Linked DNA regions of Mus musculus: region 1 is linked to region 2. Evidence: chromatin contacts called from ENCODE Hi-C data. All regions are on one chromosome and are shown on one strand. Each heading gives the region's core, a stretch centred on a gene start or an enhancer-like site at or near the end of the contact. The rest is flanking DNA. Distances are from core to core; before and after follow the strand shown.

What was found. Hi-C counts contacts between places; a loop is a spot of excess contacts on that map.
Region 1: a map of T-helper 1 cell shows a loop between it and region 2 (2.6-fold over the local background). The contact joins the promoter of Urb1 here to the enhancer-like site in region 2. A Hi-C loop is called at or near these places in 4 of 37 maps with a recorded cell type or tissue (T-helper 1 cell, T-helper 2 cell, adrenal gland and 1 more).

What each region holds. Positions count from the first base shown.
Region 1 is chr16:90,809,124-90,812,057 of GRCm38, forward strand. Urb1 (URB1 ribosome biogenesis 1 homolog (S. cerevisiae)) reads right to left here and starts at 1,290. Exons shown (of 39, transcript NM_029497.1): 1 at 1,076-1,290. The coding sequence starts at 1,217.
Region 2 is chr16:90,745,568-90,748,819 of GRCm38, forward strand. It overlaps Mrap (melanocortin 2 receptor accessory protein), which reads left to right. Exons shown (of 3, transcript NM_029844.4): 2 at 1,957-2,056. Among named protein-coding and RNA genes, the nearest start is that of Mrap, 9.0 kb to the left of the region's middle. Within about 2 kb of position 1,689, at least 1 of the 3 ENCODE cell types and tissues checked has a DNase peak (open chromatin) inside an H3K27ac peak, as active enhancers do.

The DNA.
Region 1 (2,934 bases), core at 40-2,539, 63 kb after region 2:
TTTCACAGATCAAGGTCCCAGGCCCATTAGGCACAATGGATAGCTGGCTCCTTCTGGAAGACCCGTGACTATGTGACTTTGCTGGTCACCTGCTTTCCCAAACTATCAGATTTGCAATGGCAAGACCTGTGCCAGGGTTTTATTCGCCCATTACATCTCTACCTAACAAACAGCAACTGCAATTAAATATCGAATAAGTGTGTGGGGCGCTAAATTCTGTGCTAGCAAAGGTGTCATCTTCTAAGCAAACGACCAAGGCGAGGCACCAAACGTTTAAAAATAAAAATTGTAAGAAAAACATTAGCTGAGAATACTTTTTGAGTCAGGGTCTCACTATATAGTGTTTACCGAGTCCCCTGGCTTGAGTTAGCCCAGGGCAGTTCAGGGAGACGGACAGCTTACTCTTCTTTGGACTGGCAGCAGCAGCAGCAGTCAGGAGTGCTCTGCCAACATGACACTGTCAGGATGGCACCAATTCTATCCTTAATCTTCAAATATTTCTAATGTTGGAAGTCAAGGTGTACTTGGTCTGGCACTTTCTAAGAAGATAAGGCTGGCCTTCAACTGACAGAAATCCTCTTGCCTCTTCCTCCCTCTAAAGTGCTGAATTAAAGGCACGAACCATCAAGCCCTGCGATAGTTTATTAACTTTGTAGTTTTGTTAACCTAAGAGAAATATTTCGCTGTCTTGTTTTTACCACCGCGTTGACGTCTGAACATGGTAACATGTTCAACTGTGGTTCTCCTCACAACCAATGTACTCCTTGCACGATTAGAAGTCGTTGTGAAGTGGTGTCACACTCTGCAGCGAGTGAAATTAAATTACAGAATCTGGCCCCTCTCGGTTACCGGTCCGGACAATCCTAGTCACTCGATTTAGTTGTAGGTCCTTATGGAACTTGTTACACGTGACATCCCGCCATTATCAGGGTTGACAGTTGGTTACTATGGGAACGGCTACTGACAGCCCAAGCAAGCTATCTCACTGAACTATTCTTGACTAACTCCGAGCCGGGCTCCGAGGCGCCGCTGTGCCGGCTACTGCCCCGAAGCTGAGGAGTCCGCTCCCACTCACCCGGTCCTGGGCCCTGCGCATCCTTCAGCAGGGTCTTGAACCGCACGCCCGTGAACTCCTCCGCTCGCGTTCGCTTGACTGTGCCAGCGGGGGACGCCGCGCTGCTGGGACCCTCTGACGCCTTCCTCTTGGGGACCCCCATGGCCCAAACCACCGGGCCAGCAAAACGGCACCCTCGGAAAACCCACGCGACCGGAAGCACCGGCGGCAAGGAAGGGGCGGGACTGGAAGGAAAGGCGGAGCCTATGAGGGGAAGCCGGTAAAAGAGCCGGTCTTCGGGTGAGAAAGGGCGGAAGGGGCGGGGCCTGCTGAAGGGGGCGTGGAGAAGGTAGAACACCTGGGGGCGGGGCCTTCTGGGGCGTGTCTCTGGGTGGTGTGGGCGTGGCTTGGTGCTTGGGTGGGGCCTGTAGGGCCTGGGATTTCCCCAAGGGTTCTCTGGCTGTGCTCTGCCTGCAAAGAAAAATCACATACCCGCCCTTAGCTGCAACAATCTGGGGCAGATGGATCAAAATGCTTCCCCTGCTCCCGCAACTCCCTGAGCAGGAAGAACTCCCAGACCCACAAAGAGCAGCACAAAGAGCTCAGATATTTAAAAATCTCTGAGCATTTTAATGATATCCTTTGAACAACTTCATGAGATTGATACTTCCTCAGTTCAAGCCCCCTGCGTGTAAGTGTAAGCCGGGTGAATTCCCGAGGGCTTGACATCAGGTGGACTTACCTCTGAAAAGCCCTAGCTTGGGAATGTGGTCCAGAGTGTCCGTAACCCTGAATCCCCAGTTTTTGTCACAACCCTAGCCAGAAGGCCTAGGCTGGTTAGATGTCATTTCAAGTAACCTCCATCCACGCTTGCTTCCCCCAAACCTTGATGCACTCCTTCTGTGGTGCTGAAGGCCAGGGGCGATCAAAGAAAGCAAGCATTTAAGAAAACCTCCTTGGACAGTGCCCGCATCTCAGCACCCTCGTTAAAAAGGAGACAACAAAGCCGGCTCTCCCCAGTCCTGGGCTGGAGAACGGCAAGTAATGTAATGTTTAAAGAACTGCTTTAAGGGGACAGAGAGTACGATACAGTTTTTATTTGTTGTAAGCTGTTGATTTACAGGCTGCATTCAATGCTCTGGCAAAAATGTGGGAAAGTAAAAACAGTCAGTTGCATAATTAAAAAAAACAGATCTTATCAATATCTTGGTATGTATTTAAAATTCCAAACTAGCCTGTTAGTTGGGAAATCGATGGTTTCTGAAATTCTCTGTCATATTCTTCTAGTCTAATAAGGCACACTTTTGGAAGCAAGTATCTTTTAAGCATCTAAGAATGTGGTCCCTGTCACTCCTATGATTTTAGAGTCCCTAAGAGAAAAACAAACAAACAAACAACAACAACAACACTTGCCTTTGACTTTGAGCCTGTAGCCTACAGAAACAACTGCATCTGTGGGAATCCCTAGGTCCCGGGCCTGTCAGAAAAATGAAGATGACTAAAACCATGAATAATTTTGAGAGAAGAGGCTGAAGACCGACTTGTGACCAATTGCCCATGTTGACACTCACCAGGACCCAAACAAAAGGCAGCAAGAAGAAGGAAGAAACAGTCTAAAGCCTTGAGTTTAGCTTATGTGATGTTGGGGGAAATTATCATCTCTCTGTACTAGTGGAAGTTATAAATAATTGGGGGTGGGGGTGTGGCTGGGAGGGTGATGGTCTCAGCTCAATCCCCAGAACTCACACGGTGAAAGGAGAGACCTCCTCTCACAAATTGCTTTGTGGCCTCTACATGCATGCTGTGGCAAGTCTCTCTCTCTCTCTCTCTCTCTCTCTCTCTCTCTCTCACACACACACACACACACACAGCTCACAAAA
Region 2 (3,252 bases), core at 439-2,938:
GCCCCCTTCCCAGGAGCCCAGAGACTAAAACTAAAACTGCTCCATGGTTCTTAACCTAGGGGCAGAAAAGGGAGAAGACACTAGGGCCATCAATGGGCCTTTGCTGTCCTTGCGTCCCTGGCATGTGAATGCTGTAAAGGACTGATGTATTAAAATGCAGGGGCTTGTGTCTTTATCAAAGTATAGCAACCCCCCCCCCCCGCCCCGTGTGTGTGTGTGTGTGTGTGTGTGTGTGTGTGTGTGTGTGTGTGTGTAGTATAGTGTGCAAGCACACATATGCTAGTGGACATCTTTCCTCAATCCCTTGCCACTTAACTTTATTAAGACAGGGTGACTCATTAAACCTGAAGCCCAGGAGCTCATCAACTGCTGACCGGCCGGTGATCTCTGGGGGTCCCCTTGTTTCACTCCTAGCTCCCAGCAGTAGGGTTACAGATGAGCACCTACATTTTCCATGCGAGCCTGGGATCTGACCGCAAGTCCTCATGCATGCACAGTAGGCTCTTTACCAAAGGAATCGCCTCCTCTGTCCTAAGCCTCAGTTTTGATGTTAACTGTTAGGGTCCGAGGTCCACTTCTGCAAATCTTCTGATTGTCTACCTGTCTGGGTCATAGGAAACAGAGATAGCATTTTCTTTTCAAATATGGCCAACGATATATGTTCACAGATTGAAATTACTTGAAAAAAAATCAGATATGTACTAAAAATAGACAGACTCTTCTCTCGCGCTTATTCCCTACAGAACACAGCAGCTGTCTGTATGCACCCATGTTAAACTGGGTCCCGAGAATCACCTGGAGATGACTGACGGTCGTGGCAGCATTGTGGGGGCTCTATGGGTGTACCATGGGCTTCCATAGTGGACATAAGCATCTGAGGATGTGGTACCCACTCGCTAGCACTCCTCACCTTGGAATGGCTGGGAGCCCTAAGAGCAGGGGTGCCAATACATATGCCCAGAGCCCCATTTCCATCCACTTAGATAACTTACACATCTCTCATATGATGATTTCTGTGGATGGTTGCTCATCTGTCTGTAGAGTATTCACAAAGAACCTTTTGTTTTGATGCAGTGTGAGACCGTCTTTTGTGCTAGCTCTCAACATCTGTGTAGCAATTCACACTAACAGAAGGCTGCACTGCAGGGCTCTGTGCTTAGTAAGTACTCACTGGGTTACTATTCCCCAACAGTCTCTTTTGGCCACACATTGAGGGGTATCTAGACTCTCCCAGCTTGGACACGTTGTCTTGAGGTTACCTTGTCATTCTCACAGACATAGGTAACCACCCCCTAACCCCCATATTATGAACATTCCCCAGCCACCTGCCAAATGCTCCTAACCTGGAGCCTTCTGACCTGCCAGGCTCTCCACAGGGACAGAGGAGACTAAGCCTATTTTCTGGTTTCCTCTTGCCCTGAGCCATACATACGGTCACAGTGCGGTGCTGGGTACAACAGTGACTGTTGCTTCTCTACCTGAGTCACTAGCTAGTTCCACTCCACGGAACCAGGTGCCAGCCTACTTCTCCACAGTGGTAAGGCTCTTAATCTCTAACAGGCCCTGGGAAGTTCTTCTAGGTTTTGGGAATGGGGTCCCTGATGCTGTCCCTCCTGGGGCCTGTCACCAAGGCTCAGCAAGAGTCTTGTTACACAACAAGAAAAGGAAGTTGCAACGTCACCGCTAAGGATTCTTCTTCTTCCAAGCAGCAGTGGCTGCTGGAGAAAGCTTGTGCGGAGCCCAAGATAACACTCAGTTTGCCATCAGCCAAGGAGAAGCTGCACGTACACTTCTCTTTCCTCCCCAGGCTGTTACTGGAAACCTTCCCAGTGCTAACAGCTAGCAGAGACACCATTTCCACACAGTCACTGGCTCTGGGATGCACTGTCTCCTGACTTCTGGCTGAGGACCATTCGGCTGCCTGGTGGACTCAGCTGATTCTGTCCCTTCCTGCAGATTCCATTGTCATCGCCCTGTGGTTGAGCCTGGCTACCTTCGTGGTGCTCCTCTTTCTCATCCTGCTCTACATGTCCTGGTCGGGCTCCCCACAGATGAGGTAAGTAGGAAGGCAGGCCTTGGGACAAATGCAGATGTTGACCGGTAGTATTGTAGGGCATCCACAGGACCTGCACTCGTTCATGCTAGCGTGAACGAGCAGATAATGGCCTCACAGTGACAATCAGTACATACAGAAGTGGTTCCACAAGTTTATGTGAGTACAGCCTGTGATGTCTGCACAGAGACCACCTAGAGACCCACTTAGCATGTCCTAACCAGTAGACCATTCATGATTCTCCCTTGGAAACATCCGGCTGAGTGCAAGAAGACAAACATAAAACCATATTGCCTCATTCCCTTCATGTGAAATATCTACAACAGGCAAAGCCAGAGACAGAGGGGAGACCGGTAGTCACCTCGGGCTTGGAGGATGGTAGATCAAAGGAAGAAACTGATAATGAGGTTTTCTTGGGAATGGTGTCATTATTTTAAAATTAGCGTGGTGACAGATGTATACTGATATTAAGGAGCCCTGCCAGGAGCCAGTTAAATGTTGTTGGTGGGCTCACAAGAAATACAGGTCCCGAGCTAAGGTGTCTCTGGTCACTCTCTTGGTCAATCCCTGCTGCTTAAGTGAGAGGTGAACTTTGGAAGCTCCAAGCGCTAAGGCTAGTTCGCTGTATGGAGATTCTCTGGTGCTGGGTAACTGGCCTTCTAGATCAGTCTACCTTGTAACTGCTGCCCCAGCCTTTGAAATGCAGAAGCAGGGAGAGCTCTGTGAGTTTGAGGTCTACATGGAGCTCTAGATAGGAGTGTGTGCACGCACGTGCACTCCTGTGTTTGAGTGTACGTATTTGTAGTGGGGAAGTACACACACACACACACACACACACACACACCTGAAGAGATGGCGCAGTAATTAAGGACGCTTGCTGTTCCTCCAGAGGACCCAAGTTGGGTTCCCAGTTTACAACTGCCTGATACCCAACTGCAGGGGATCTCCTATCCTCCTCTGGACTGGGTGTCATACACTTACACGGACACACATAAGCCTGATTATTTTTAGAAACCTAAAAAGAAAGCAAAGCCTCCCGAGGCACTGTGTAAGGACCCCACCCCCACTCAGAGATAAGATAGACTTACACAGATGGTGGCTTGGCCCCCAGCAGCTCTCCTCTACCCCTGGCCATGGCCTTCATTGTGTTAGCATTGCAGCCACATGGAGAGCGGCTCTCCAGCCTGTCGCTGGCCCCT